Regions from separate parts of the Homo sapiens genome. Here regions 2, 3 and 4 are each linked to region 1. Evidence: chromatin loops called from intact Hi-C (ENCODE). Cell type or tissue: PC-9. All regions are shown on one strand. Each heading gives the region's core, and the rest is flanking DNA. Links, peaks and the distances in the headings are about the cores only.

The links. Hi-C counts contacts between places; a loop is a spot of excess contacts. Peaks named below come from ENCODE experiments on the same cell type or tissue, not always from the same donor. Only the 100,000 strongest peaks of a DNase experiment are listed, where the experiment ranks them.
Region 2: a loop joins it to region 1, with 6 times the contacts of the local background. A loop is called at or near these places in 11 of 110 quality-filtered maps.
Region 3: a loop joins it to region 1, with 4 times the contacts of the local background. A loop is called at or near these places in 12 of 110 quality-filtered maps.
Region 4: it touches region 1 in a loop (7-fold over the local background); 5 of 110 quality-filtered maps call a loop at or near these places.

What each region holds. Positions count from the first base shown.
Region 1 is chr6:151,760,683-151,768,890 of GRCh38, forward strand. LOC107986529 (a long non-coding RNA gene) reads right to left here and starts at 5,460. Exons shown (of 2, transcript XR_007059818.1): 1 at 3,201-5,460. It also overlaps a transcript of ESR1 not described here. In PC-9, for the core only: CTCF peaks have their summits at 2,794, 3,798 (motif pointing right) and 4,942 (motif pointing right); DNase peaks (open chromatin) are centred at 3,469 and 4,999; H3K4me3 peaks cover 1,852 bases; H3K27ac peaks cover 1,619 bases.
Region 2 is chr6:151,672,400-151,680,607 of GRCh38, forward strand. It overlaps a transcript of ESR1 not described here. Among named protein-coding and RNA genes, the nearest start is that of ESR1, 130 kb to the right of the region's middle. RefSeq lists an enhancer at 3,617-3,666. In PC-9, for the core only: a CTCF peak has its summit at 3,528 (motif pointing right); a DNase peak (open chromatin) is centred at 3,502.
Region 3 is chr6:152,354,938-152,363,115 of GRCh38, forward strand. It overlaps SYNE1 (spectrin repeat containing nuclear envelope protein 1), which reads right to left. Exons shown (of 146, transcript NM_182961.4): 64 at 7,233-7,386; 65 at 4,378-4,521; 66 at 3,436-3,600; 67 at 1-39. Among named protein-coding and RNA genes, the nearest start is that of SYNE1-AS1, 22 kb to the right of the region's middle. In PC-9, for the core only: a CTCF peak has its summit at 1,973 (motif pointing left); no DNase peak of the experiment used is centred there.
Region 4 is chr6:151,897,538-151,905,745 of GRCh38, forward strand. The region is part of intron 3 of ESR1 (estrogen receptor 1); the gene reads left to right. Among named protein-coding and RNA genes, the nearest start is that of ESR1, 94 kb to the left of the region's middle. RefSeq lists an enhancer at 2,894-4,093. In PC-9, for the core only: a CTCF peak has its summit at 3,379 (motif pointing right); DNase peaks (open chromatin) are centred at 2,924, 3,774 and 4,654; H3K4me3 peaks cover 2,348 bases; H3K27ac peaks cover 4,300 bases.

The sequences.
Region 1 (8,208 bases), core at 2,186-7,185:
GCTGCCCCCCAGCACCTGCTCTTCCCCATCGCAACCCATGACAGTAAACGCACTGCACATACTTATCCCACAGACTGCTGTGAGAACTAGATGGAGGCTATGTGTGAAGCTGCAAGCTCTTGGTAAAGTGCTACAGAAATTGGTAGACACTGTTACTATGATAAGATGTTCAGAAAATAATGGATCGATTAAAGTTTCACTTATCTATTAAAAGATAAAAAACTCTATGATTGAGACCTTTTTGGAATATTGGAAAATATTTTTGTGTGCTTATTAGCATACTGATATGTTTCAGTACACATTTCATGGATTTATGGCTAAGGATGTTACTTTCAAGAAGGTAACTATACATCGCTCTCTACTAGCATGCTGTTCTGTTCCTGAGAAATAGTGGCTGGGCGAAGGGTATGCAAACATTTCTTAATATCTCATCCAATACCATTTTCCCACTACTAATTATTCAACACATGGAAATGTAGGTCAAAGCATTAAAAAAAAAAACTAGAACAGCAATACCTTGGTGGTTGGCAGGTGTTTATTTAAAATATTTACGTTTTAGCCTTATTTTTTAATACTTCTTTTTCATATATATTAGATATTTAACTAAAGAAAATAATAATCATTCTCATGGAATACTTTAAAATAGTAGAAACAATCATGAATAGAAATGAAGATTTAGGCCTATACTACCCTAGGCTCTGTCATTCTTATTCCTAACCATTTGCATAGGAAATTTAGATTCACCCACTTCTCTTTCTTAGAATAAGATTCACAGGTTTTTGGGCATATTCCCATTGCATGCCTGACTGGGGAGGTGTTCAAATCCCTGCTTTTCTACTCCTCAGCCCTGTGACCCTGAGCAATTTCTGTGGCTTGGTTTCCTCATCTGTAAAATAGGATATTAATAGAACATATCCCTTTAACGTTGCAGTGATCACATTAATTAGTTGATGCAAAACAGTCCATCTAGAACAGTAAGCCCTCAATAAATGCTAGCTATCATTATCATTTCATAGCCAGCCCCACCATGGATGGGTCATGTGACCTGAAGCAAATTTAAATTCTCTGGATTTCAGTTATCTCTCATTGAAGGAATTAGGCTCCATCAGTGGTTCTCAAACTCAAGTGAGTATCAGAATCACAGGGAGGGTGTGTTATGACACTGAAGGCCGGGCCCCACCCTCAGAATTTCTTATTCAGTAGATCCAGGAGGGAGTGCAATAATTTGTATTTCTAAAAAGCTCCCAAGTGAAGTTGATGGCTGATCTGGAGACACACCTTGAAATTCTTCTGCTTACTCTAAACAAAACGTGCTTTTTTATCTTGAGTGCACATCAGAACCCTCTGGGGAGGTTAAAAGTCCCAGTGAAATCACAACCTCTGCAGATGGTAACCAGATCTTAGTGGCTTTTAAAGTTCTCCAGGTGCTTCCATTGAGCAGCTAAGGTTGACAACACTTCTAACACCGCTTTCAGGTGAAAAAGAACTATCATTCTAACTTAAATGAAGGAGAAAATGAATTCATCATTCTGACACCGTTATCTATTCTTTCATGCATGGGCTTATCCTATGAGAAATAAACATTTACTAAGGTGTATGCATGTTTTTAGAACATCCATTGGGAAGCATGTTGTACAGCTTGTAGTAAAACAGCATGGTGCATGCTGAAACTGTTATAGGCTTTGCAAGTTATTTTTTATAAATTAGTTTTGCTGGTGTGCTGTTTGATTATTGGAGAGTGGTGTGAACATGTTTCTATGCATCCCAGGGGGTTGCTGTCACCTTTAAGGGGCCTCTTTAAATCCCAGCTCTTTCATTTACAAATTCTATGACCTTGGATGAGTTTCTTCACTTTTCTGTGCCACAAGTTCTCAGTAAAATGGAGATAATTATAGAACTTACTTCATAGAGCTTTGAGAATCATACAGGTAAAGTTATTTTACGTAATTAGCACTCAAAAGTGACCATTAATAATCTAACGTTTTAAAATATATTAATAGGCCAGATGCAGTGGCTCACACCTGTAATTTCAGCACTTTGGGAGGCTGAAGTGGGTGGATCACTTGAGGTCAGGGGTTCAAAGCCAGCCTGGCCAACATGGCGAAACTCCGTCCCTACTAAAACTGTAAAAATTAGCTGGGCATAGTGGCGTGTGTCTGTAGTCCCAGCTATTCAGGAGGCTGAGGCAGGAAAATCGCAGTGAGCCGAGATCACGCCACTGCACTCTAGCCTGGGTGACAGAGTGGGACTCCATCTCAAAAACAAACAAACAAACAAAAATTAATAGTTTAAATATTTTTAATATATTTCAATATATAAAGATGTAATTTTTATTTTAAATATATTAAAATAGATAAGTTTAAAATACATAAAGTAAATATATAAAATTAATATGTTAAAATGTTTACTGAAAGTTTACATTTTTCTCTGTATTGCTAAGAGCAATTTATTGCCTTATATGTTGTGTAATATCTAGAAAACACACCTATGTAATTTCCAAATTATAACCACCTTGGCTCCTGGACAAGTAGGACTGTGTCTGATTTTTTTTTTTGCATCCTTGTCACTACCTGCCACTCTGAGATCACTTGTTGTCTTTCCATATATAATCACCTCTAGGTACACTTCTTTCATTATTTCTACGCATCCTCTCCACTTTGCTGCATTCTTGTGTGCATTCTTTTCTCCCACGTTGGAAAGAAATATGCATATTGAGCGATTCCAACCCCCAAAGGCAAAAATTACTAGCCAGTGTTGAAAATGAAAGCAAGGAATTTTTTGGTTATTGTTGCTGTAACTTTTTGATGTGCGTACATATGTGCGTCTTTTTTTTCCCCCTAGGGGTGGAATGGGGTGGTGTTAGTCAGGGATTACTGACAGGACGGTGTTGCCTACTGTGTTGGAGAGACTAAGACTGGGGAAAGATTCTCCAAGGCTGGGAAATGCAGACGTCCAGTCTTGGAAAACAGTTTGTCGTTGGTCGTTATGTCAGAAGAGGAGTGTATTCCTGGAAGAAGGCCCACAAAATATACCCAGAGCCCAGGTGCCTTTCTAAGACGAATCAACATTCACTCACAAGTTCAGCTAATATATGACAGAAATACAAGAATGAACAAGACTCCTGACTTAAGCTTACAGCTGATGGGAAACTTGGGAACTGGACAGAGAATTAAAATACAACGTGGTTAGGTACAACTTACCTGCGCCAGAGGAGTGACGGAAGGCCTTGGACGGGGAGTGATGCCTGGAGGATGACAGGGCGACAGGTAAGTTAGGGGGCTGGGAAGGGGAAGGGCGGCCCTGTGGGTAAAGGGAAGGAGGTTAAAGTCAGCAGGGAAACAGGCAGTTCCCTGTTGCTGGAGCAAAGCGCGGGGGTGTGGCTCTCCTGTCTCTGGCTTTGCTGTCAACAGGCGAGATTGGCAAGTAGGGCGACCAACCGGCCTGGTTTGCTCGGGACCGGGGTTTCCTGGAAGGTGGGACTTTCAATGCTAAAACTGGGACAGTCCTGGGCAAACAAATCAGTACGGTTGGCCACCCTATCTTTGTGTGGGCATCTGCTAACTGAGTCATGGGCCTGTCTGGTTTATTTATTTATTTTTTTTCTGCCTGAGTAACAGAAGAATGTGTTAAACATATGGAGTATGGAAGAAGAAGGAGAGGGGAGATAGGATTTTTATGTTATAGATTGGAAGAAGACATCCTTGATGAAGGAGATGTTTTTACTTTGGAGAAGGACTGCCTCAGCCGCGAAAGACCAAGGGGTGGCACCACAGGGAGAAGTCTGCACTGCGCTTGTCAGGACGGCCAGTGGGGGGCTGCTGAGCGCAGGGAGTCAGTCCTCGCAATGAAGATATAGTCTCGGGGAGATAATGCTGGAAATCGATGGAAGAAGTGGAACAGGACACAAATTTAGTGGAATTTCTTTACAATGTGTGCTTCTTGTCACCAGTTCGTTAACCATGATAAAAACGGTTATGTTGTTACATTCATCAAGATCCAAATTTTCTACCATTTTAAGATGTCTATCAGTCACAATGATGATCACTGAAGACCGAACGAGATCATTTCCTCTAAAAATTATGTTACATTTATCCATAATGGCATCAGTGTCTGTTACACGTTTGCTTTAATTTTGAGGTCAAATACGACATTTGTAAATCTAGCACTTCATGTGATTCTGTAAGCACTAAACAGCTAAACATATTTACTTCTTTTTTTTGAATCAATTAGAACAGTGCTGTACAATAGAAAAATAGAACAGTGCTGTACAATGGAAACAGTGCTGTACAACAGAAATCTGTCAGCCACACGTGTCGTTTAAACTTTTCTAGTAATCACATTAAAATTGTAAAAAGAAGCCAATAAAAGTAATTTTAATAATATATTTTGTTTGACATAATATAGCTAAATATCAATTTTGACATGTTCTAAATATAACAATTATTAATGAAAAATATTACATTCTTTTGGCTTTGTACTAAACATTTGAAATGTGGTGTACGTTTTTCACTTATAGCACACGCAATTCAGATGCTACATTTTTATTAGGAATATTTAATCTGTAGATAGATATCGTAAAATTTACATTTGAAAAAAATAGATTCAGACACCTAAGTTGTTACAAGCATACTTAAAAGTTTTCAATGACTGAATTGAGTATCAGTTTTAAAATTTAAATCAATGAAATTAATTAAAATGAAATGAAAATTTAGAAACTATTCCTCAGTCACGCTGGCTACATTTCAAGTGCTTCATAGCCACATGAAAGCTGTATTGGACAGCAAAGAAGTAGAATATATTTGGAATAAAAATTTTAAAGTGGACACATTGTGTTACTCTCGTTAGCCATGCTATTGCTATTTTTTTTCCTATAGCTAATTAAAACCTTAAGATCCAGTAGGTTCTCCACCTTTTTTTAAAGCATTAGTTCCATGTCGACCCTGTAGATGGCAGCACTTTCTTCCTAAAACTACATGGAGGAGTTGCCTGGGCTTGTCACTCAGATTCTGGCACTTTTCATAGAAAGAGTCTGAATTATCTGGAAAATTCTTTGGTAACATAGGTCAGAATCTTTTCAGCTCTATTGTTATTCTGCACAGATGGCTGTTGCTTATGAAAACAATCTCTCAGCCTCTAGTCCAGGATATTACTCATTCCTCAGTTCAAGAAACTCTAGGGTGAGAGGAGAAAGGGGTTCAATTACAGAACTGTTATCAAAATGCGTTGGTTTATGCACATCCGTGTTTTGGACATGGTGATTCCAAGAGACTCTTAATAAAACTTTTCAAAGTAGATGAGAGACAGTTTTTCCCTCACATGCTGTGGCAATATTAATCTATGTTTTCATGTTCCACTGGACTTTGTAATTGAATTTTAAGGAATGCATACAGGGCTTCATATTTATATATAAAATATCCATATCCAGTGTTGAAAGAAATTAACAATAAAATATGTACCTGTATAAAATTTGTGATTTTTGAAGCACCCCTCTCTTCCTCTTCGCATTGCATTTGTGGTAGGAGAACATGAGACAAGGAACGAGGTACTAAGGACAAAGAAGGAGCGATTCAGAGGTGGATTTCCTGAAGACCAACAACATTTTTGCATAGCTCGTGAGGACTCTCTGATACTAAACTCCAATAAATGATGGTTTGGTGTTTTGATTGCTTTTGATTGACATTTAAAAATTACAGGAGACTGAGATAGGAGGATTGCTTGAGCCTGGGAAGCGGAGGTTGCAGTGAGCCAAGATTGCACCACTGCACTCCAACCTGGGTGATCGAGTGAGACCCCATTTCAAAACAAACAAAAAAATAAAAAATAAAAAAAAACAAATAAAAATCACACGCCTCTTTTTTTCACTCAATCTGTTTTCCAAATAAAATATCAAGATTCTATTTGAATTTTAATAATGATTTTGCTGAGTTTTATAGCTTGAATACTATGGCAAGTATAATGTCTAAAATGCTGTGATTTTGACTTAAGAAAAAATTTACAGTTTTCTTAATATACTCTTTAGTTCTTTTAAACTCTAATACATGAAATGGATTGCTAATGAGGGTAGGAAGGGGGAAAGACTGGGGAGAAAAATAGCTAACTTTTCTAGCGATAGATACATGTCAGAAGCTGTAGTAGGTTCTTTTGCATGTGTTTACTTACATTACCTTCTGTAATCTGCATTGCAATTTTTTCATAGACAAGGAAACCTAGACTTAGAGAAGTACAATACCTGTCATCTCGTAAATGACAGATATAGTTGAGCAAATCTACTGAAATGGTTTAGCTTCTTATCTTTCCAGACAACAGATAAGGACTTATTCTATATGAAGACATCTGAGAAATGAAAATATGGTTTCAGGTTCATAGAATCTTTTACACCACGTATTTCTGGTTCTCTTTCTTCTATTCAGATCATTCTTTCATCTGTTTCTTTTGTCTTCTTTTCCAAAATGTAGCAATTGCCCCAAATTCAGTACTTGTCTCTCTTCTTAACAATCACATCCAATCCCATGGCCTCAACCATCTTCCCTTGCATATAATTTCCACATTTACAACTTTATTCTCTTGATTACTCAGGATAAGATAATTGCTGAACAAATAACAGCATATATCTCAGCTTAAGAGAGTAAAAGTTTATTTTTCTCTCATGCAAATTCTATTGCAGATATTCCCCACCTCCTTCCCTAGGTTGTCCTCAAAATGCAGTGACTCAGGGAACTCCTCTTTCTGTCTTAACCTATTTTAGGTCTTAGACCCCTTTGGCAGTCTGGTGAAGCCAATAAATCTCCTCTCAGGACAGTTTCTAAATGTGATAAAAGAAAAAAAAGATATAGTGACAGATCTAATAATTAAAATTCAAAGTTAATTTCAAATTAGTGATAGGTAAATATATTTCAAGATGTCTGCACTGAATACAGCGTGATAGGTAATATATATGATTTATCTTGGTGACAAAGACATTGGTATTGCTAACACTATTATAGCTGCCATCTGTATTCACAAAGGGAGATGTCAAATTCCAGTTAAAAGAAAGATTTTCTTAACCCAAGTTCATAGGACTTCCTGAATGGTACAGATGCTAAGGTCTAGTGGCTCCACAACTACCAAAGCCTTCTTAGTGTTCTCTGCTGGATCTTATGCATCCAATTGACTGACAAGCAAAGAACCTGCAGAATAATAGGAGACATTTGTTGGGTGGGGAGAGCAAACCTAGAAGGGGCATATACCCCTTACAATTATAGCTCTATGCGCTAGAATTAGTTATATCATTCCTCCTAGATATGAGGGGACTAGGCACTGTACTTCAGCTGTGTGTCCAGGAAAAAGGTAAGGTATGGGGAATGTGGAGCAATAATTATTTGAAGCAAGAATCACCAGTGGATGCTAAAATTCGTGAGGGAAAACAGGACCAGAAACAGGATATTTTTAAAGTCTCCAAGTACCTCCACATAGGATACTTATTAATTGCAAAGGGAAAATAGTAACTTTACAGAGAAGAAGAAATCTGGCAGACACTACCATATCCAAGTGATCAAAGGTGACATCAGTAGTGGGACACATTAACATCATGTGCTTCTGATATGATACACAAAGGAGAAACAACCTCATTCTTGTGATGTTCCTGCCAAAAATCCATAACCTGAAAGAAGCATCACAAAATCCCCAATTGAGGGGCATTCCACAAAATAGCTGGCTAGAACTCTTCAAAATTGTCAAGGTCATGAACAGTTCCAGACCAAAGGAGGCTAAAAGAGACAGGATGCCTCAATGCAAGTATAATCCTGAATTGGGTCTTGGGTCAGAAAATGGGCATTAGTAAGACAATTGGCAAAATTTGAATAAGGTCAATAGATTTGAAAATAATACTGTACCTATGTGAATTTCCTGACTTTGATCAAAGCACTGGGGTTAAGTTAAAACATAAGATGTTGTTTTTGGAAATACATGCTGCTATATGCAACTTACTCTCAAACATCTCAGAAAAAAAAATAGATAAGTTCATAGATAGATAGATGACAGGATAATAAAGCAAGTGTGATAAAATGTTAGCATTTGGGGAATGTAGGTAAAAGTATATGGGAATATTTTGTACCATTTTCTCAACCTTTCCTTTAACTCGTAAATTACTTAAAAGAAAAGCAATAACCCTGGCTCTTATAAAACTAAGGAAAATGGTCCATCCTTTCCTGTGCCTTGTGTTTTCCTGCT
Region 2 (8,208 bases), core at 1,364-6,363, 89 kb before region 1:
CATCTTGGCTCACTGTAGCCTCTGCCTTCCAGGTTCCAGCGATTCTCCTGCCTCAGCCTCCTAGGTAGCTGGGATTACAGGCACATGCCACCGTGCCCAGCTAATTTTTGTATTGTTAGCAGAGTCGGGGTTTCGCCATGTTGGCCAGGCTGGTCTCAAACTTCTGACCTCAGGTGATCCACCTGCCTCGGCCTCCCAAAGTGCTGGGATAACAGGCGTGAGCCACTGCGCCAGGTCATTTTTTTGTATTTTTAATAGAGACGAGGTTTCACCATGTTGGCCATCCTGGTCTTGAACTCCTGACCTCAGGTGATCCACCCACCTCGGCCTCCCAGAGTGCTGGGATTACAGGCGTGAGCCACCATGCCCGCCCTAAACCTTTTTTAAAAATATGTTTTAACATTCTTTGTGCTCAAATTCATGATCAATTTTTTTTTTTTTTTTTTTGAGATGGAGTCTCACTCTGTCACCCAGGCTGGAGTCCAGTAGCACGATCTCGGCTCACTGCAAGCTCTGCCTCCCGGGTTCACGCCATTCTCCTGCCTCAGCCTCCCGAGTAGCTGGGACTACAGGCCCCCGCCACCACGCCCAGCTATTTTTTTTTGTATTTTTAGTACAGAGTTTCACCGTATTAGCCAGAATGGTCTCAATCTTCTGACCTCGTGATCCGCCCGCCTCAGCCTCCAAAAGTGCTGGGATTACAGGCATGAGCCACGGCGCCCGGCTTCATGATCAAATTTTGTAAATGGTTGATGGATAGATGAAAAAAATTCTCTAATTGAAAGACATAAGGATCACTGTATGATCAGCAAATGTAGATAAATGAATATAATATTGATTCACTTCTAAAAGAAATATATTGATGTCTCCCACTATAATTAAATTTTAATCAAGTTCTTGGACTTCTAAATAGTTTTTGCCTTATATATTTGGCTGTTTTCACGTTTGGACGCTTCACTTTATTAATTATTGTATCTCCTTTGTAAGAGTGTACCATTCATATTACATAATCTCTCTATCTTGTTTGGTCAGGTTTTCCACAACTAATCAAAATGCCTTGGTATTAACGTGACTCTTTTTCAAAGTAGCGTGGACAATTTTGCTGTCATCATGTAGTCCTGGGTCTTTGGGTTTTATCTTTCTAAGACTGTAGATCTCAATCTTGAGTTTATCAATATAATCTATAAAAAATTCCAAATTAAGCCAGGCATGGTGGCTCATGCCTGTAATCCCAGCACTTTGGGAGGCCGAGGTGGGAGAATCACTTAAGGCCAGAAATTTGAGATCAGCTTGGGCAACATAGTGAGACCCTATCTCAACAACAAATTAAAAAACTGCTGGATGTGGTAGCGTGCAAATGTATTGCCAGCTACTCAGGAGGATGAGGTGGGAGGATCACTTGAGCCCAGGAAATTGAGGTTGCAGTGAGCCATGATTATGGCATTGTACTCCAGGTTGGAGTACAAACTTTCAGCTTGTCACTGAAAAAAAGGACACTCCATATCACTTTTTGCCATTTTGTGTGTGTTTACACATCTATCTATCCACATTGTGCTTAATTTGGACTTTACAACCAAGTGATTTTTCTCCATTATAAAAGAAATTGCATCATTTTCTTTTTTTTAAAATTTTACTTTAAGTTCTGGGATACATGTGGGGAATGTGCAGGTTTGTTACATAGGTATACATGTGCCATGGTTGTTTGCCGCACCCAACAACCTGTCATCTAGGTTTTAAGCCTTGCATGCATTAGGTATTTGTCCTAATGCTCTCCCTCCCCTTGTCCCCCACCACCCAACAGGCCCTGGTGTGGGATGTTCCCCTCCCTGTGTCCATGTGTTCTCATTGTTCAACTCCCATTTATGAGTGAGAACATGCAGTGGTTGGTTTTCTGTTCCTGTGTTAGTTTGCTGAGAATGACGGTTTCCAGCTTCATTCATGTCCCTGCAAAGGACAGGAACTCATTCTTTTTTATGGTTGCATAGTATTCCATGGTGTATATGTGCCACATTTCCTTTATCCAGTCTATCATTGATGGGCATTTGGGTTGGTTCCAAGTCTTTGCTGTTGTAAATAGTGCTGCAATAAACATGCGTGTGCATGTATCTTTATAGAATAATTTATAATCCTTTTAGTATATACCCAGTAATGGGATTGCTGGGTCAAATGGTGTTTCTGGTTCTAGATCCTTGAGGAATTGCCACAGAGTCTTCCACAATTGTTGAACTAATTTACACTCCCACCAACAGTATAAAAGTGTTCCTATTTCTCCATATCATCTCCAGCATCTGTTGTTTCCTGACTTTTTAATGATCGCCATTCTAACTGGCGTGAGACGGTATTTCATTGTGGTTTTGATTTGCAAGGAAATTGCATCATTTTCCACTGAACCTAAGTTGCAGTTCCATTCTGCCTAAGACCACCAAACTCACCTGCCCCACTGTTATACCTTCTGGATGTCAGTGAAAGTTCATGGACAAGAGAATATTTGTAAAACTGCATTGGATTTCTGTTGAGAAATGCTATGTTTTCAAAAGGTGAAAAAATGTAGACATGTATTTTCAGACCTTTTATTTTTCAATCATAGCAGTGGAATTCCTTGATGGTTTATGAAAATAAATGTTTTTCTCACTCCTAGGCCATTTAAAAATATATAATATGGAGTTGAAGTTATTAATAGAAATAACTAAGGGTGAGAGAGAATGGCACTTGTACTATTGAGTACAATATTAGAAGCAAGTGCTGTTATATTGCCAGACTATATAAAATAACAAGTGTTTCTAGTGCACTGAGTGAATGTATGGTTTAGAAAACATTACTAATTACGTGCGTATTCATTGATTTATTCACTAAGTACTCACTGAGGGTCTACTGTGTACCTGAGTCTAGCCAGAGGCTTGTGGTGGAGAGCTGAGCAGGTCAGGTCCAAACTTATGTTCTTGCTATTTCTTTGGGTGTGGGTGGTTGGATGGTTAGCTCAGTGGTCTCGGATGCTGGAATTTGTTCTAATAAGTTTCTGAGCTGCTTCATAAACCAAGAGGGTTAGGGGAACTATAGCTGAGTCATCTCCTTTTCCTCCTCTTCCTCCTTCTTCCCCTCCTCCCCACCGTCTGTTACTACTATTATAGGAAATTTGAACTGGAATGAAAAAAAAATCAGTGTTACAAAAATGGTCACATTTTGGAATAACTCTACACTTACATAGTGTGTTCTAGTGATTAGAAACAAAAAAGCCATCATTTTAGGCTAGATTTTTCAGAATGATCACAATGCTACCACTGTTTTGCACTTACCTTAAAAAATAAAGTGCTTCCCCTAAGTTTGATCATTTGCTTGTTAGCATAATTTGGCCATTAAACATTAAGCATTGTTTGAGACCCGTAAGTCAAGCCAGGCTATGGTGAAACAAAATTAGCAAAATTCGAATTGATGCCGGAAACTGGTGAAGCCGCCATAGATTTAAGGACCAATTTGCCAGGTTACCGTCTGCAGGTTCTGCTATGGACCAGGTGGGGGCAGCAGAGAGCTGGCTGTGGTCTCCAGAAGGGAAGGCCAGCACCTGCCTGCAGATTCCAAGGCACAGGTGGAGGTGGTAATGAGTTACGAGGTAGAGTCAAGGTTTGGACTGCATCTGAGAAGGGAGGAAAGCAAGAGAGTTAGAAACACCATAAAGATGAGACTGCAGAGCAAGCCAGAATGGAAGTAGGACAAAGAACTGGTGTAAGTCAAAGAGCAAAGGTGCAGGGGTCACAGGGAGGAGAGGTTGGGTGGGCAGACAGGAGGTGCCCGAAGGAGGCCAGCCTGCTTCACTAGTGCCCCTTCCAGTACCTTCCCAACTCGGTGAGCCAGGTCCATACTTGGTTCTGTTTGGTCTTCCAAGGGCTATGAAGGGACAGGGATGTGAGAGACACCAGCCATCTCTCTCTCCTGAGCTATTAATAATGAAAGTTCCTGTTTTATGAACAAATACTGAAATGAATGGAGAACACTCAACAATTTGGTAGCAATCAGAGTGTGGTAGTGAAGCATTGCCTGGGCTTTTCCTTCTGGTTCCTGCAAAGGACTAAGGTCCTCAGCAGCCTCTGTCCATCTTTTCGGAGATTTTTCACAATCACCAAGGAAATATAGTTCAGTGCTCCTGTTTACTTAATGGTCGGCTACGCTTGAAATATCATGCTCTCCCTGTGTGGTCTTGTCATAATTATTTTCAAATGGTGCTAATTAGCAGACCCAACACATGGGCAGCCTTCCTTCCCCAGACTTGGCACCCTCACTCGCTGCATTTAGCACCCCTCATGGGAAGGCATCCTGGAGATCCCTTATCTGCACCCTGTCTCCATCTACCCCTTCCCACTCGCGGAAGCTGCCTCACCAGAGAAACTGCTATCTGATAAAGAACATCAACAAGTCCTAGCAGATGGCTGCTTATCTCAAGACACATATATTCACCAAAATCCTAGCAGAAGAAAAAGCTGTGTTTGGATGGTCCCTGAGAGCTAACTATAACATGTTCAAACTGTGTAACGCAGTTTGGAGATGGAGACAGAGTATGGAGAAAGAAAGACAAAGGGAGAATACCCAAAAGAGGTTTTGGAAAAGAAGAAAAATTTGTTCTTTATACATATATATCCATAAAGATGAGGGTCTCACTCTGTCATCCAGGCTGATCTCAAACTCCTGAACTGAAGGGATCCTCCTGCCTCAGCCTCTCCAGTAGCTGCAACTACAGGTACCAAGCTGAGCAAGAAGAAAAATTTGAGTTAGGCTTTAGAACATCAAACTAAGACTCTGATTTTCTTGAGAAAGTGGATAGAAAATTTGTGGTTAGAGATGACACCAGTAACGATAGGTTTCTACTCTTAGCTATGCCTGGGGCAGCTTGACCGCCACTTTGTTGATCACATTAATTTACCTCTTCCTGCCTTTATTTCCCTTTCTGTAAAATGGGAATTAATGTGCTTGATGACAATATCTCCAAATGATTTTTAAGGCAAGAAGAGAGAATGTTACTGACAGGCCCATGGTTCTCTGGGTGAGAGGGTCACTGTGAATGAATGTACACACAGAGCCTTTTATTAGTGAGGCTTAGGGTGTCCGGTTTTTCTTGGCGGAGTAAACATCCACCCAGTAGTATTCACTCAGTTTGCATTGTTCTGTCGCATTGTTTGTAAATCTTTTGAGTGATTACGCAGCATTTGTTCCCTATTGTTCATAATACTCTTTAAAAAGCTGACTATAGGACTCCAGTCCCCACTGGTTTGTTCTTTGCCACTTGGCAAAGGTTGATTGATTTTATTTTTCCTTTGGCCTGTGCTTCTTAGTGGCTTGAAATGAACACGGCTTTTTTTCCTGTTTACCCCTTTGCCCACATTGTCAATAATAGAGTCGCCCTGGGAAGCAGAGTTTGCAAAGGGAGGAGGGTTTGGTATAAATTTGGAAGATTGTATTGTTTCAGATTTATTTTCTCAAATGCTGAAACTGCTTCTCAGGGGTTATACTTCTTTACTCATGAAAACTCACACATTCTCTTAGGTGGTACTGTTAAACATGTTACATTTGTAAAAAAATTAATAAAACGTAATGAAAGAAGCAGGAAGCAAGTGTATACACATGGTGGCCTGAGCAATTGGCTGTCATGGTTTGGTTTGATTATAGGTGTGTGAGGCACATGTATGGTGTTGCGTGGAACAGATGGATAGAAGTGGTAAAAAAGATGAATCCAACCTAGTGCTTTTCAATTCTCCTTGCACATGAGAATCACCTGGAGAATTAAAAAAAATACATTGATGCCGACTGGGCACAGTGGCTCATGCCTATAATCCCAGCACTTTGGGAAGCTGAGGCAGGTGGATCACTTGAGGTCAGGAGTACGAGACCAGCCGGGCCAACATGGTGAAACCCTGTCTCTACTAAAAATACAAAAATTAGCCAGGTGTGGTGGTACACGCCTATAATCCCAGCTACTTGGGAGGCTGAGGCAGGCAAATCTCTTGAACCCGGGAGGCAGAGGTTGCACTCAACCGAGATTGTGCCACTGCACTCCAGCCTGGGCAACAAAGCGAGACTCCATATTAAAAAAAAAAAAAAAAGTTGATGCCTGAGTCTCTCCCCAAAAATCGGAACATCTGTGGGTGTGGGTTCGGCATGGATATTTGTAAAGTCTCCGTAGCTGCAAAGCCAAGTTGGGAACCACTGATAACCAACAGAAAAATGCTTCTGGAAGTGTTTCCGGGGAAGGAGTCCTAGCCTAGGATCAGACACCTGTCTGGGCTCAATACAAACCACTGGTTTTTTTTTTTTTTTCTGAGATGGAGTCTTACTCCGTTGCCTGGGCTGGAGTACAGTGGCGCAATCTCAGCTCACTGCAACCTCCACCTCCTGGGTTCAAGCGATTCCCCTGCCTCAGCCTCCAGAGCAGCTGGGACCACAGGTGCATGCCACCACTCCTGGCTAATTTTTGCATTTTTAGTAGAGACAGGGTTTCACACTGTTGACCAGGATGGTCTTGATCTCCTGACCTTGTGATCCACCCGCCTCGGCCTCCCAAAGTGCTGGAATTACAGGCATGAGCCACCACACCCAGCCACCACTGGGTTTTATAAACTCTCAGTAGGCCTCCTCTTCTGGCCTGGTCCCATGCTATCTGACCCTTCTTGACATTCAAAAAAAGTATTTTTCTTTAGTTGAACTCCAGGAACATGAAGTGGCATTAAACAGAAGTATGAATTGCCTTTATTAAAATTGCAGTGGTCTTTTTCTTACCAAAGGTCCTGACCCAGTTGTGGAAAAATTGTTTCTTGAATGTGGGTGACACATCTGTTTCATATCTCCAAGGCAATGCCTCAGAGCCAACTCCTCCCCCGTGTGACTCAAGGATGCCACGTGTCCCACATGTGGCCTGTTTTCTTCTCTTAACATGGCCTAAAAGGCCCTTATTGAACTCCCGTTAGCTTTATTTATTTATTTTTGAGATGAATTCTTGCTCCGTCACCCAGGCTGGTGTGTGGTGGCGCAATCTCGGCTCACCGCAACCTCCGTCTCCCAGGTTCGAGCAAATCTCCTGCCTCAGCCTCCCAAGTAGCTGGGACTACAGGCGCCTTCCACCACACCCAGCTAATTTTTGTATTTTTAGTAGAGACAGGGTTTCACCATGTCGGCCAGGCCAGGCTACTCTCAAATTCCCGACCTCAGGCGATCTGCCTGCCTCAGCCTCCCAAGAGCTCTCCTTAGCTTTGAAAGTAAAAGCCAACCCCTTTTGGCTGGCCCATGAGGCCCCACACACCTTAGCATTCCTGTTACCTCTACCACCTCCTCTCCTAACTCTGCCCTTTGCTGGTGCCAATTTGACTGCACTAGTGTCCTTTTTGTGACTGCAGCTGTGCCTGGGACACTCCGGTCTTTGCTCTTGCTACTGTTCTGAGCTGTTTATGTCCAGAATGCTCTTCCAGCAGTTAGCTACTTGTTTCCTCTGAGTCTTCAGGTAGCTGCTCAATATCAGCTTCTCAGTCACCCTGTCTGATCACCTGGCTTATAAGTCCAGTCCCTACCCTTGTACTCCCCATCTCTAATCCCTGCTTAATCATCGCCTTAGCACTGTCACCATCTGACTTTCTTTCTATATATATTTTATTTATTGGTTAGCTCGGCTGCTTCAACAGATACCATAAACTGGGTGGCTTAAAATCAGACATTTATTTCCCACAGTTCTGGAGGGTGGAAATCTGAGATCAGGGTGCCAGCATGGTCTGGTTCTGGTGAGGGCCTCTTCCAGGTGCAGACAGCCACCTTGCTTTTTTTCTTTTCTCTTTTTTTTTTTTTTTTTGAGTTGGAGTCTCGCTCTGTCACCCAGGCTGGAATGCAGTGGTGCCATCTCGACTCATTGCAATCTCCACCTTCCAGGTTCAAGTGAGTCTCCTGCCTCAGCCTCCCGAGTAGCTGGGACTACAGGTGCACACCACCACGCCCAGCTAATTTTTATATTTTTAGTAGAGACGGGGTTTTGCCATGTTGGCCAGGCTGGTCTTGAACTCCTGACCTCAAGTGATCCACCTACCTCGACCTCCCAAAATGCTGGGGGGTCGTGAGCCACCATGCCCGGCCAGATGGCCACCTTCTCCCTGTGTCCTCATGTAGCAGAAAGAGATCAAAGAGCTCTTTTGTTTCTTTTATGAGAGCACTAATCCCATCACAAGGCCCTGACCTCACAAC
Region 3 (8,178 bases), core at 44-5,043, 590 kb after region 1:
CAACAGGGCCTGCCCCTCTGCACAGTGTACCTGTAGCTCCTGCAGAGAAAAAGGTATGGCTGTCACTCTCAATCATATTTCACACTTGCATGGGTTAGCATGTCTTGCCCAAGCCAACTGTGCCCACTTGAACTTCTCATTAGAAAAAAATGATTTTATTATTATGCCCTATACAAAAATATGTCCCTAACCATATTTTCTCCGAAGTCAGAAGGATTCCTAAAACTTTTTCAATTAAAATAATCAACATACACACACACACACCCCAATATTTTTCTCAATCAACAGTTTCCCAAATTTGACTTTTTAGCTAACAGGCAAAAACACTTGTGAATAAAGGGCTATTGTTTAAAAGAATGACCTAGGCTTATTATAGCTCATAATCTGCTTAAAGTGACTTAAGCTTCTTGCTTTGACATTGAATAGCTCAGTGCTACATTTGTGACTGAGAAAGAAACAATGAACCTTCTGCTTCCTAAGGAGGAATCTTTTGCCAAAGCTGTACTCTAGGCATTGTGGTGGCCAAGAAAATTTGAAACTGGAGAGTGCAGGGCACACAAACTTGGGAAATTGGTTCATCACACCTGCCCACCAGGTGCTCTGAGGTGCAAATAAATTTCCTCCACCAAAGCCTAAACCCCAAAGATTTACCCTACAAATTTAGTATAAATCAAGTTTTGAAGAGCATATGCTATTTTTTATAGGACAAAAAGAATCTTATATCCTTAAAGATATTGGTAAAACAACATGGCACACTTATATTTCTGGTGATAAACATAAATCTATACTGTCACTTGATCTGATCACCCAAAGTAAAATAAATCAAGTCAAATCCCATCAACAATGTTAAAAATATCAGTATATGTAGTTAAAACATAGTATTTCTCAATACTATATTTTAAAAACCACTTAAGATTGCTAAAATATTTTTCTTACAAAAATAACATTCTCACATGGTTTCAACTAATAGAAAATTTTTCTTCAAATATGATGTCACTTCAAGCACAGTATAATGTAAAGACATATGCACATGGAAGGAGAAGAACTATAGATATACATGGTAAAATATTAATCAAATTGGCAACAAATACATAAACTTTATTCTAAAATTCTTAGACTTTTTTTCAAGATAATTTTTTATAATTATTTTCCTAATTCAAGGTTGGCAAACTTTTTCTATGAAAGGCCTGATAGTAAATAATTTGGATCTTGTGGGCCATAGGTCTCTGTTGCAATGACTTAACTCTGCCATTGTAGTATGAAAAAAACCACAGACGATACATAAATAAATGGGTGTGGCTGCATTCCAATAATATTTTATTTAAAAATACAGACACTGTGGCCCTGGACAGTAGTTGACTAATCTATTAATCTTCTCAACATCTTTTCCATAGTTCATAAGTAACCACTTTATCTATTATCCAAGTTAATATTCTATTAAATAAATTCTCATATATCCCAAATTTCAAGTCTGTATTCTGAAGGAAAAAATAGTTCAATATTTAAATAAATATATATATAATATTGTTAAATATATAAAATCTATAAGTAACATAAATGTGTGTATATAATATATTAATATATATTAATATATTAAAGATATTATATTAAAAATATATAAACTATATATATGTTCTATGACCCAAACTAGGCCTTCAGGTTATACAAAATAATTTCTGAATATGTTCCACATTACTGGCCAATCCCTACACCATGTACATGCTACAGAACATCAGGATCCTGAAGAAATTCTGCTTTGTGGTTGCAGCATCACAATTCTCCACCACTGCTTCCTGCCACTAGCATCTTCCTTCTTTTTTAACCTTTGTGGTGGCTCACAATAGAAAATGTAAGAATTAATGCATGGTGAAATCAGGGGGAGGTTAGGTTTGCACCACACGAATACCGGCTTAAGTGAAATATTTTCTTTTGACCAGAGCAACAGCAACATCTGCTGGTGATGGGTAACTATTGACTTAGTTCTACACAAAAGCACAGGGAGCTCAGCATTTGCTTACCAGTGATGTTGGTAGTGTAGAACTAAGAAGGGTTATGTAAAGAAAATAGTCAATTCTAGTCAAATAAATTACAACAGCTAAACCTGTGGATCCTACTCTTTGGAGGCAGGATGGATGAGACCCTTAAGTAAGCTAAGGAAATTGTGACCCTTCTAACTTTTAGTATTTACTTACTTCATGAGTAGACCGTATATTTAAATAAGATTTTCTTCCATTTCGGTTAATCCTTACAACTCTGTGGATGAAATTGGGTCAGAGAAGTTGTCTCTTGCCTGAAGTCACCTAGTGTTGGGTCCCATCAAGGATTAGAGTCCCAACTTCCCAATCCCAACCCCATTCTCTTGCCATTATACAATTTCCAAGAACTAGTAGAAAAAGCCAGAAATTTTATATGTGACTGATAATCATGATGGTCCCTGATTTTCCCACCTTGTTCAAGCTGTAGGTAAAACTTACCCAATCCTGAACCAACTCTGATCAGGACTGATGGCACATTTGTAAGTTCCAACACATCACTGGTGGGACATAAAGTGGTCTCATTGGCCTTCCTCCATCTTCTGCTGTTTGTTTTGTACATGGTGGCCCCTTCTTGGTGAACTTCCTTGATTCCTACCTATTCCTTAAGGTAAGTTTATGGGCCCTTCTTTGATGCTACCATAAGACCCCTTACATTAGTCTACTAATGTCCTCGCCATATTATTTATAATCATCTTTCTATGGGTTTGTGTTCCTCATCAGATTTCAAGTTTCTTGAAGACAGAAATCATATCTTAATCATCTTTGCCTGAAGTAGCTAGCAAAGTATCTGTACTGTATTAAGTATCCAGTAAATACTGAATGAGTAAATAAGTATATAGATTGTGACCACTTTCTCCACCATGTCTGGCATCTCACCGTGAATTATGGCCCGCTGGCCTGGGCACTAACACTTATTTTTTTTTACTTCTGTAATTCCTTCTTCTAGAACTCTGAGCCCGAACCGGTACCATCAGCAATGTGGCAGGTTTTGCTTAAAACTACATGGTTCAAGATATTGCCACTAGTTTGACTTTGTGTCACCTTCTAATGACTTCTGCCGCTGTCCCCCAGATCTGATGTGATCCCTTAGGGAGAAACAGGCAGGTAAGCCAGAAAACCCCATCAATTAGATCTCCAGCCATTTGTCAGGGCCACCCTAGCAGCTCCATGAATCCCCCAAGTGCTAGTCCTGTCCTACCTAAATTGCCTACAAAATGATGTCAACTAGCGCATACTGCTGAGGTCTCAGAATGTTCTTGATCAAACCTTATGGGGATTGCACTTAATGTGTATCAACTAGCCACTGGACTCAAGGTTTCTATTAACTTCCTATTGCCTAAAATAATAATTCCATATTCAGAATGAAGATTCCTTTGTTTTAGGATAAAGGAGGCCTTACCTGAAGATCACGCAATGTTGTCTCATGAGTGTGGGCATCACCTTCAAGAACTGAATACTGGTCGAGCTTTTCTTGTTCTTGCCCCAACCAAACTTCAAATGCCTTTAGGTCTCTCTGATACTCTTGGTGCAGGCGGACAAGTTTTTCAGACTTGGTTACGGCTTCCTATAATTAGCATTTAAAATAATGAAGTTAGGAACACATTACTTTATAAAGCATCAGTGTGCTGTAATTCACTTTTGTAATTTTAGAAAAGTATAATTATTGAGACATTAGAATATGAGTTATTTCCTAGAATCATGAATCTTCAATATTTATGTAAAAATATAAAAACCTAATATTTCAGGAATAAAAGTGTCATTAATTATTTTGTTGAATTAACTACATGATCTCTGAACACCTTATAAAATGTAACAGGCTAAGAAATGAATTCACTTTACTAATTTCATAAAAATTCACTTTTGCTAATGAAGAAAATTGAAATTCTTATATTGTGCCTTAAATGAAGATTTGGACGTACTGTGGATTAAATTTTCCATAGTAGAATGCGCTCTGAAAAAGCATATTTATTTTCTTTGTGAGGACTAAATGAAGAATGATTAATACTATCAGTGATTATTTCCCACCTTAGAAAACTCTCATCATCAGACATAATAAGGCATTTATGAGTCTTCAATTGAAGGTGTCCAGAATTTTTTTTAAGTTGGTACCTTTCTAGGAATTTTTAGTTGAAAATTATCTTACTTTCATAGCTTTCATAATACTAACAATATTTGAAGGTTTTTGATTTTGCCAGTAATTCCTTTAAAATATTAAAAATTCATTTTGCTTTTGTTCTGTTTTCCCAAGCCTGTCATTCTTGAACATAAATGAGTCTTTAAAGGAGCACAGCTCCAAACACTCCCCTTTTGGTGAGTCTACAAGGAAAGTGCTTTGCCGTACCTTGGCCCTCTCTTGGATGGCTCTGTATCGTTCCTGTAGATCCTGGAGTTCTAGCTGGGTGACATAGTGTTCTGTCATGCCAGCCCCTTTGACTTCGATGGTCTCCAGCAAGCTGCTGTAACTCAGCACTTCTTCATTTAATAACTAGAGAGCATTTAAGAAAAATAAAGTGGCCATTCATGCACCATCACATCAACGACACTGCTAAAATCAAGATATTTTAATTGTACAGTTGACAAGTGACCTCAGGTTATTTATTCGTCCACTCCTCCATCATTTTATCTATTTGACACAGATATGTGTGTGAATGCATGGGTGTGTGTGTGTGTGTGTGTGTGTATTTTATGTCTGGTCCAGAACTTTCTCTAACATATGAATTACCAATTAACTACTTTATATTTCTACTCTTAACATTTCAAACTGATTATGTCCAGAAATGGACCCCTGATGTTCACCCTATCCCTATTCTACCCCAGCCCCCATGAAGCCCCCTTCTCTTTCCATCTCTTTTCAAACAGCAAATGCCATGACCTCCCACCCAGACGGTCAACCCAGAACATGGGAATTGTTCCAGCGTCCTCTCTAGCTCTCCGTCCTCTAAACCATTAGGAAATCCTGTTAGCTCTACCTCCTATTATACTGCGACATCTGTCCCCACATCTCCTGCAAACTCCCCAGCCCAGGCTGCCCTCCTCTTTCACTTGGACTTTGCAGTGGTATCCCAGGCAGATTCCTGGCCACCAATTCTTTCCCTGTCCCTTATTTCATGCTCCACACAGCAGTCTAAGTGATATAATGTCTTGCAATTAAAAGTTGAATCGTGTCGCTTCTCAGCTTAAAACCTGGATTATCGTCCCAATGCTGCCGGGATCAAGTGGAAAATCCTCAGAGCAGCTGGCATGGCAATGGAGGATCAGGCTCTGTCTCTCCATCAAACTCCCCTTGCAGCCCCTCCCTGCCTACTCTCTGCTGCAACAACACCTGCCTGTTTCCTCACAGCTCCCCACTGCACCAGGATATTTCCCTCCACAGGGCCCGAGGACCTGCTTTTTATTCTATCCGGAATGCTGGTTCCTCAACTCCTCCCCAGGCTCATTTCTCTGGCTTAAATTCTTTAGTGCATGGACTATATGTCTGCTGTTTCAGAGAGGCCTTTCCTGTCCCTCTCCCTTGGCCTCAAACAAGCTGTATGAGCCTTTTCAAAATGATTCTCTCTCACACCACACTACTTTTTTTTTCTTCATAGTATTCAGCAGTTAAAATTATTTATTTGTACATTTATTACTGAGTGCATGCATCCCCACTAACATACGCTTGACTGTTTTTACTGCTAGAATCGGGCACAGTCCCTACATGTAGCAATTTCTCAATAAATGTTGATTGAATAGATGAACAATCCAATTAATTAAGCAATTAATTATTATAACAGATAATACATGCAGGTATTTATGAAGCAGATAATTATAATTATATTATTTTATGGATGCATAAATGAGACCCAGAAACATTAAGTACCTTGGCATAGGTCACATAAGATCATTTAGTCATTTAAATAACTTTTATTCAGCGTGTGTTCTGTGTCAGACAGAGAGCCAAGTGTTGAGGATATAAAGAAAATTAAGCATCTCTATTCACTGAAGGAGAGGGACATGCAAATATATATGAAATTGATAAAGAGCTTTGAACCAAGGGCTATGAGAGAACAGAACAATGAATCAAGCCTGAGCGGTGGTGGTGTAGCATAGCTAAAATGACTTCAAAATTCATTCAGAAAGATAAGTAGGAGGTTGCCAGGGGCAGAGACAGAGCAAGGACCTTCTGTAAAAAGAGAAGAGATTATGCAAAGACACAGAATTGTGAAGATTGTGGCATGTTCAGGAGATAGTGTGAGATTCAGCAAGGCTGGAGAGCGCAAGGGAGGAGGCTGGGAGCATGAAGGAAAGGAGCATGGCAGAGGAGTTTATTTCCATTCTTACAAACCAGGTGACGGAGATTGAGCTTATCCTGTAGACAATGGGAAGCCAACACAGGACCTCAGGCAGGAAGTGAGACATTCATCTTTATAGGAGATAACAATAGATGGAGGCAAGAAACAAGGTGAAAAATTAGGAGTCTGTTCCAGTTCAGGTGAAGAGGATGGATCAGTAGGACCTAGTGCCAGATGCAAAGTGGCAATGAGAAAGAAGGCACTGAGAATAATGAGGTTTCCAATGTAATATATTCAGGGTGAGGTGATACAAATGAGCAGGAATAGAGAATGTGAGAGGTTAAAGGATTTCTGTGTAGAAGATCACAAGTGCTGTTTAGGATAATGGTAAGGGGGTGATGGAACAGGCTGACCGATGATCATGCCCTGGAGTGAGGCTGCAGCTATAAACCAAAGGACTGTAAAACTTCATGTTTGAATACTACTGCCAATAAGTTTTAAGAACATGCCATTATTTATTTATTTAAAAAAATCTTTCCATGTAGTACTGTACTAATGTAAGCATTATGACGAATGCACAAAAGATAACACAAAGGGATGTGATAAAAAAAAAAAAAAAAGGAAGACTTCCTAATGATGAGCAGGCTGAAGACATTAAAAGATATTTCATGGTGCTACATTTTAAATGGTTTGTATCATAAAACATGGATCTACATGGTTTTCCTGGAAGGAAAAATTTTCACTCACTAATAAAGTAATCACAAATGAAAGTCCAGTTTAAGAAGCCTTTAGAGATTATACTAAAAGCCCCAAACGTAATTTGCTTATGTGCACTGCCCTAGGGTACACGTAATCCCATTTTTGTCTGACTGTGGCATTCTAAAGAAGCCTGTGAGAAAACACATGGAATCTGAAATCCAGCTCTCACCTTGGCTTTTCCGAGCATCGTTGTTTTATCCCGCAGCTCCGCATGCTGCCTTTCTGATTCATTCAGGTTGGCTTCCATACTATCCATCCAACCGGAGAACTGTCGAACGCCATCCTGATAACTTGTCCACTTGGAGAGAGCTCCTTCGAGTTGGCTGAAAGGGATTTGAAAGGACAATAAATCCACATTGAGAATCCTTAGGAGTCTAAAATGTCATTGTGTCTGCTCCATCCACTCCAGTAAGCAAGGGGTCAAGAGATCAGGAAGAAGCTTGCTTGGGAGTGAGCAGGCTGCCCAGGGCTTAAGGACACTGAGTCCAGGTCTGAAGGGCAGCCTCAGGAAGCAAGGAACATTTAAACCCAGGCCAATATGCAGAAACATGGAACTAGCTATCAACTCAAGAGTCAGCGGCTGGGGGGACACGAGACACTGGGGGAGCCTCAAAGGCAAAACTGAGAGAGATCCCCTGAGTGGGTCTTTTCTGGAGCCAAAGCTCTGGGCAGGGAGAGAAGCAACACTTAACTCTATCAAACCGAGCAGGACATTGAGAGCAGGAGAGAAAAGTAAGAACAGTAACCACCTTACGTGAGATTAAATATCAGAAAATCGTAATGAAATAAAAGGACAATATTTCCTGACTTGGTCTAAATAGTAAAACTTAATTATTTATTTTATCGATAAGTTAAGCACTTCCCTTGTCTCAATACACATGCTAGTTTTTTTTTTTTAAGACAAAGTCTTGGCCGTCTCACCCAGGCTGGAGTGCAGTGGCGCGATCTCGGCTCACTGCAAGCTCTGCCTCCCGGGTTCACGCCATTCTCCTTCCTCAGCCGCCCGAGTAGCTGGGACTACATGCCCCCGCCACCATGCCCGGCTAATTTTTTTGTACTTTTGGTAGAGACAGGGTTTCACTGTGTTAGCCAGGATGGTCTTGATCTCCTGACCT
Region 4 (8,208 bases), core at 1,381-6,380, 140 kb after region 1:
TTTTTCCACACCCTTACCTTAAGTTTATGTGAGTCCTTATGTGTTAGGTGAGTTTCTTGAAGGCAGCAGATACTTGGTTGGTGATTGCTTATCCATTCTGCAATTCTGTATCTTTTAAGTGGAGCATTTAGGCTATTTAAATTCAATGTTAGTATTGAGATGTGAGGTACTATTCTGTTCATCATGCCATTTGTTGCCTGTATACCTTGGATTTTTTTTAGTAGTATTTTTGTTTTATACCTCCAATGAGATTTACACATTAAGGAGGTTCTGTTTTGATGTGTTTCCAGCATTTGTTTCAAGATTTGGAGCTCCTTTTAGCAGTTCGTGTAGTCATGTAGTGCTGGCTTGGTAGTGGCGAATTCTCTTAGCGTTGTTTTTATCTGAAAAAGACTGTATCTGTCCTTCATTTAAGAAGCTTAGTTTTGCTGGATACAAAATTCTTGGCTGCTAATTGTTTTCTTTAAAGAAGCTGAAGATAGGGCCCCAATCCCTTCTAGTTTATAGGGTTTCTGCTGAGAAATCTGTTAACTTGATGGGTTTTCCTTTATAGGTTACCTGGTGCTTTTGCCTCACAGCTCTTAAGATTATTTTTCTTATCTTAACTTTAGATAACCTTATGACAATGTGCCTAGGCAATGATCTTTTTGTGATGAATTTTTCAGGTGTTATTTGAGCTTCTTGTATTTGGATGTCTAGGTCTCTAATAAGGCTAAGGAAGTTTTCCTCAATTATCCCCCCAGATATGTTTTCCAAACTTTTAGATTTCTCTTCTTTCTCAGGAACACCAATTATTCTTAGGTTTGGTTGTTTAATTCTGTCCCAAACTTCTTGGAGGTTTTGTTCATTTTTTTTTTTTTTTCTTTTCTTTTTTTTTTTTAATTGATCATTCTTGGGTGTTTCTCGCAGAGGGGGATTTGGCAGGATCACAGGACAATAGTGGAGGGAAGGTCAGCAGATAAACAAGTGCACAAAGGTCTCTGGTTTTCCTAGGCAGAGGACCCTGCGGCCTTCTGCAGTTTTTGTGTCCCTGGGTACTTGAGATTAGGGAGTGGTGATGACTCTTAACGAGCATGCTGCCTTCAAGCATCTGTTTAACAAAGCACATCTTGCACCGCCCTTAATCCATTCAACCCTGAGTGGATACACCACATGTTTCAGAGAGCACAGGGTTGGGGGTAAGGTCACAGATCAACAGGATCCCAAGGCAGAAGAATTTTTCTTAGTACAGAACAAAATGAAAAGTCTCCCACGTCTACCTCTTTCTACACAGACACGGCAACCATCCGATTTCTCAATCTTTTCCCCACCTTTCCCCCCTTTCTATTCCACAAAACTGCCATTGTCATCATGGCCCGTTCTCAATGAGCTGTTGGGCACACCTCCCAGACGGGGTGGTGGCCGGGCAGAGCGGCTCCTCACTTCCCAGTAGGGGCGGCCGGGCAGAGGCGCCCCTCACCTCCCGGACGGGGCGGCTGGCCGGGCGGGGGGCTGAACCCCCACCTCCCTCCCGGACGGGGCGGCTGGCCGGGTGGGGGGCTGACCCCCCCACCTCCCTCCCGGACGGGGCGGCTGGCCGGGCGGGGGGCTGACCCCCCCGCCTCCCTCCCGGACGGGGCGGCTGGCCGGGCAGAGGGGCTCCTCACTTCCCAGTAGGGGCAGCTGGGCAGAGGCGCCCCTCACCTCCCGGACTGGGCAGCTGGCCAGGCGGGGGGCTGAACCCCCACCTCCCTCCCGGACGGGGCGGCTGGCCGGGCGGGGGGCTGACCCCCCCACCTCCCTCCCGGACGGGGCGGCTGGCCAGGCGGGGGGCTGACCCCCCCACCTCCTTCCCGGACGGGGCGGCTGGCCGGGCAGAGGGGCTCCTCACTTCCCAGTAGGGGCGGCTGGGCAGAGGCGCCCCTCACCTCCCGGACTGGGCAGCTGGCCAGGCGGGGGGCTGACCCCCCCACCTCCCTCCCGGACGGGGCGGCTGGCCGGGCGGGGGGCTGACCCCCCCACCTCCCTCCCGGACGGGGCGGCTGGCCGGGCGGGGAGCTGACCCCCCCACCTCCCTCCCGGACGGGGTGGCTGCCGGGCGGAGACGCTCCTCACTTCCCAGACGGGGTGGCTGCCGGGCTGAGGGGCTCCTCACTTCTCAGACAGGGCGGTTGCCAGGCAGAGGGTCTCCTCACTTCTCAGACGGGGCGGCCCGGCAGAGACGCTCCTCACATCCCAGACGGGGCGGCAGGGCAGAGGCGCTCCCCACATCTCAGACGATGGGCGGCAGGGCAGAGACGCTCCTCACTTCCTAGATGGGATGGCGGCCGGGAAGAGGCGCTCCTCACTTCCTAGATGGGATGGCGGCTGGGCAGAGACACTCCTCACTTTCCAGACTGGGCAGCCAGGCAGAGGGGCTCCTCACATCCCAGACGATGGCGGCCAGGCAGAGACGCTCCTCACTTCCCAGACGGGGTGGCCCCGGGCAGAGGCTGCAATCTCGGCACTTTGGGAGGCCAAGGCAGGCTGCTGGGAGGTGGAGGTTGTAGCGAGCTGAGATCACGCCACTGCACTCCAGCCTGGGCACCATTGAGCACTGAGTGCGGTTTTGTTCATTTTTTAAATTCTTTTTTCTTTGTCTTTGTTGGATTGAGTTAATTTGAAAACCTTGTCTTTGAGCTCTGAAGTTCTTTCTTATGCTTGTTTTATTCTATTGCTGAGACTTTCAAGAACATTTTGCATTTCTCTAAGTGTGTCCTTCATTTCCTGAAGTTGTGATTGTTTTTTATTTATACTAACTATTTCACTGAAGATTTCTCCCCTCATTTCTTGTATCATTTTTTTGACTTCCTTAAATTGGACTTCACCTTTCTCTGGTGCCTCCTTAATTAGCTTAACAATCGACCTTCTGAATTCTTTTTCAGGTGACTCAGGGATTTCTTCTTGGCTTGGATCCATTGCTGGTGAGCTAGTGTGATTTTTTGAGGGGTATTAAAGAACCTTGTTTTGTCGTATTACTGGGATTGTTTTTCTGGTTCCTTCTCATTTGGTAGGCTATGTCTGAGGGAAGTACTAGGGCTCAAGGCTGCTGTTCAGATTCTTTTGTCCCACAGGTTGTTTTCTTGATGTAGTACTCTCCCCCTTTTCTTAGAGATGTGGCTTCCTGGGAACCGACCTGTAGTGACTGTTATTTCTCTTCTGGATCTAGCCATTCAGCAGGGCTACCAGGCTCCAGGCTAGTACTGGGGGCTGTCTGCTCAGAGTCCTGTGCTATGGGCTGTTTTCAGGTCTCACAGCGTTGGATTCCAGCACCTGCTCTGATAGAGGTGGCAGGGGAGTGAAATGGACTCTGCAGGGGTCCTTAGCTTTTGTTGTTTAATGCACTATTTTTGTGCTGGTTGGCCTCCTGCCAGGAGGTGGCACTTTCAAGACAGCGTCAGCTGTGGTAGTATAGGGAGGATCAGGCAGTGGCCAGGGCCTTAGAACTCCCAAGAGTATATGACCTTTGCCTTCAGCTACCAGGATGGATAGGGAATGACCATCAGGTGGGGCAAGGCTAGGACTGTCTGAGCTCAGACTCTCCTCGGGTGAGTCTTGCTGAGGCTGTGCTGTGGGGCAGGGGGGTGAGGTTCCCAGGTCAATGGAGTTATGTTCCCAGAGGATTATGGCTGCCTCTGCTGCGTCATGCAGGCTGTCAGGAATGTGGGGGAAAGCCGGCAGTTACAGGCCTCACCCAGCTCCCTTGCAACCCCCAAAACCGGTCTCACTCCTGTGCCCTACCAACAGCATCAAGTTTGTTTGCAGGCAGCGGATGAGCAAGGCTAAGAACTTGCCGCAGGCTACCAGCCTCCCAGCAAAGAATGTAAGTAGGGCTTTCATGCCTCCCTTCCTGTTGAATCTGTACACCAAATTCACTCCCTCCCCCAAGTTCTGGCCAGGTGACTTCATGTTTGGTTGGAATTGTTACAAAGTTCAGCTGGAGGTTTCCTTCTCGCTGTGGTCTTTTCCCAGTTCCTCTGGCCACCCTCCCCAAGGACCCCTGTGAGACAAGGTAGAAATGGCTTATTAGGGGACCCAGAGAGCCCACAGGGCTTTTCCCCTTGCTTTCTCTACCCTTTATTTCACTCAGCTGTCTAATTAAATCAGCTCCAGGTAAGTTCATATCCTTCTCCCATGATCTGGAGCTGCAGATTCCCCAGTGAGGGTGTGTGTTCGGGGGTGGGCTATCCCCCTTTCCTACTTTCACAGCTTGGGCACTCACAGTATTTGGGGTGTCTCCTGGGTCCTGTAGGAGCAAACTGCTTCCTTCACAGGGTCTGTGGATTCTCTTGGCTTTCCTGGTATATTCCTGTAGTAGTTCTGGAGCAGAAGTTTATGGTGTGAGTTTCCACACACTGCTCTGTTCATCCAAGTGAGAGCTGCAATCTAGTCCTGCCTCCTTTCCACCATTTTTTGGCCTTGACGTATTACATTTATTTTATGTTTGAAGTTTTGGCAGTTTTATTTTGAAAATTTTACATAACAAATGCCAAGCCAAATCCAAACTTCTTGGCCTAAATCATTTACAGATAACCTTTACTGAGCATTTACTACATGAAGGTGTTGTTGACACAGGGGATTTAAGATGTGATCACTGACCACAACATCCAGGCAACCTAAAAGTGAAAAGAGGTCATTCACAAAAAATAGGACCAAACTTCCTCCATTCCTCAAGGGACCTAGGACTGGAGTTGGCCTAAAAATTCCTGCTGTATCACCTCACCCACCAGTTTTGATCTTGCTCTCAGGGATCAAGGAAGCTCAAGGTTTCTGGCCCTTTTGGCTCATGTTCTTGGAGGTATATTCTATTGTCAAGTTAAAGTCGTACCCATCCTAGATCTGTTTCTCTCTCTTTGTGGTTCCAGTCTCATAGAAAACATAACTATGTGAAAACACCAACTACCCCATAAAGCTATTCTGAGACTCAAAGACATGAACTCTATTTTGATAATCACAAATTGATGTATAGATGTCAGATATCATTCATGTATTATGTAGCATTGTGGTTTAAGTCTTAGCTGTTGGAATCAGACTACTTGCATTCAAATTTTAGCTCTGTTGATAGGTGTGTAACCTTGAACAAGATACGTAACCTCTTCAGACCTTTGTCTCTTTGTTTGTCAAATAACGACAATAATAATACTAACTTAGTAAGTATGTATAAGGAGGCATGTAAAGCTTCTATTGTATTTGGCTTATGGTGAGCCCTTCATATAAATTGGTTACAATGGGTAATGAAAAGTACGTTCAATTTTTCCCACAAGGATTTAATCTAATCTCTAAATAAAATGCCAGTTTTAGTATACTGTCATCATTATAAGGAAACTATAATTCTTAAGTAATTAATTACTTTGGTTCCCTTTGGATAATTAGTGATACATAAAATGCAGTACCTTGCCCTGAGGAACCTACAAGTTAGCCTCCCTCTAATCCTGGCATTCAAAGTCCTCCACCTTCCGAATTACACCTGTTTTTTCAGGCATTGTCTCCCACTTTCCTAGCAAGCCTTTGGCTCCAGGAAACTGTTCTGTTCATTGACGACAGAATGTATTTTGTCCCGTATGCCTCCCTTCAATCTGAAGTTCATTTTTAGTAATTTTTTTTATTAGTAGTGACTTTCCCCATTTACTAATGCCTTTCTCTTTAGCTCATTTAGAATTCCCTGGAAGTCATCATGTTTTCCTTCTGAATTGCTATCATATTCTGTCTCTGTGTCTAATCAGAAAGTTAGGTGAGCTGCTGTCTCAGCTCCTGTGTTAATCCAGGTACTGAGCTCTTTGTACCCTGCCAGCTTGAGGGCAACTTGGATGCGCTGGTGTGTAGTGATTTGCAACTGTGAGAGAGCCGTTTCCATCAACAAGTGACAGCTTTTGGTTCTAAACACTGCTTGACCTCATTCTGGTTTGAACATATACTTTGGCCTCTGCCCTCTACCTCACCTCCAGTTCTGATCTTGGGCATGCCACAGAACCCCATCTACACTAGGCTTTCATTTTGGACTTCTAAGTCCTTTACTTGACCACTTATTTTCTTTAATTGCTAGACTTAATCATCCATGCATATGACAGCCACTCAGCTCTGACCCCAATACTTCATTGAGGCTCATGCCAGTCTGACCTCTCACAGGGAAGAGCACCCCTGCCGGTGAGCCCCTGGCCCTTGGATTATGCTGTCCCACCAGTGCCCAGCTGGCTGCTTGGCACTGCATGTGATGTATCTTTGTTTATTGATCGCTTAATTGAATGGGATATAGGATTATATTCCATGTTCCAGATCAAGTTGAGCCAAGCTGACAACTTAGTATTAAAAAAATATATTTATCTCCTATCTGTCCAATTAAAATTTTAATTTCTAGAGGTAGAGACAGTCACATTGCTATTTAATTCCTAGCACAGCAGTATTTTTGTCAATATTTGTTATTAGTGGTGAGTTTAAATTATAAAGGAAAAAAGAGAAGTGGTGATTTATGTCAGCGCTTGGCTAAACTATTCCCTTGATATAAGTCTATTATTCAGGTCACATAAGCATGACTGAAGTAATATCACAACCATAATATCATAATTATCTCTCTTGCTGTCTCTGTCACTTTCTCACTTTTGTTTGTGCATAGTGCATAGACCTGTAGAAAATTTATTAGTAATCTGAAGCATAAAACCAAATATTACAACTATCATAACAAATAAATAAAACTGTGCACTCCTTTAGGGAGTAGTAAAGCCATTTCTAAAATTAAGTCAAAGTAAGATTCCCTTATTATTGAGATATTTTAGTGGTATACACTATCATAAGTAAGATGAATAATTTTGTTAGCAGCTGACACTGCTATATAGATATTTATCTTGGGAAGTTCTCAGTGTAACATCTTTACTGTGTTTTTCTCTTTAGATTATACTTTTATGTTTATTATTTTGTTTCGTGGGGGATTCAAAAATATGCATTTTATGCCATACTTGGGGATTCCCTATAAATTATTAGTTGTAATATGACAGTTCCATCATGAATTTTCCAGGTATTCTTTTATGCAAGCAGATAATAGCTCATTTTGGTTTTTAACACATTCATGCATATTCTTTCTCTCTCAATAAATATGGTTTTAATTTATTAAATGAAAGATTTAAAAATGTGCTAAGCATTTTAATAATAATCGATTTTGGATTAACTTGTTATGTTTACTCTAGGGCTGTAGTTCACCATTTATTCAGTTAAGTCCTTCCCCAAATTCAATATTGAACATGTGGAATTGATTCGTTTCACGTGGATGTATCATTTACTCCCAAGATGTTGGTTTTTGGCATTTAGTACTGGTAATGGGCCAGGAAAGTGCTCATCTATATTTGTTGTTATTCACTGATTGCATCTTGCCCTTGCACCCACTGAGACGATGGGAAAGTAGCAACAATACTAGGTGATTTCTTTGATTTAAACCCAATTAAAAGAATTAGAGAGTTGTCTGATACAAGGCCAAAGAACTAAGAACAGAAACAAAAGCAAAACAACAAACAGCAGCACAAACTCCAGTGAGATAAATTTTTAAAACATTGGGAATATTTAAAAAATAAAAACACTCCAATGAACCACCCAGGTTTTATTAAAGAGTAGAGAACTCAAACAGCAGAAGGCAGAGCTGGTGGAGGAAACTCAGCAACTGCTCAGAAATGAAACAACCTAGGAAGGAGGTGCGAGTGACCTGAAACTCCTTTTAAAAACAGAAAGGACAAAAAGAGGTATGGGCTGACAAAAGGAAAGTGGTAGATTACTGATGTATTGCATTATGCTTAGAATGTCTCAGAATGCGAGAGGCAGTAAACACACCAGAAGAGGATACAATATCCGGACCATGTGCAACTGCAAATAAATGTTTGGGTTAAAACTTGGTTGATTCTAAATTACATGAAGAGCTGATGATAATTGAGGCAGAACTGATAGACCTAACAATAGAAAAAAATCGATTTAAATTCAGAGAAGAGGTCATTTAAGAAAGTATAATGAAGCCACTTAATAAAAGGAAATATTCCTCTAACTAAAGTTTGAGATTTAGGGCATAATCCTCAAAGACAGGCTAATATAATCTATTTTTTGATTAAAAAAAGGAACTTTTGGTTTAAAGTAAGATGTTCAGCTGCTCTTAGAGTTTATTTCTCCATATTTGGGCATATAAGAATTTAAGGAAAAATATAGAAATATAAGAAA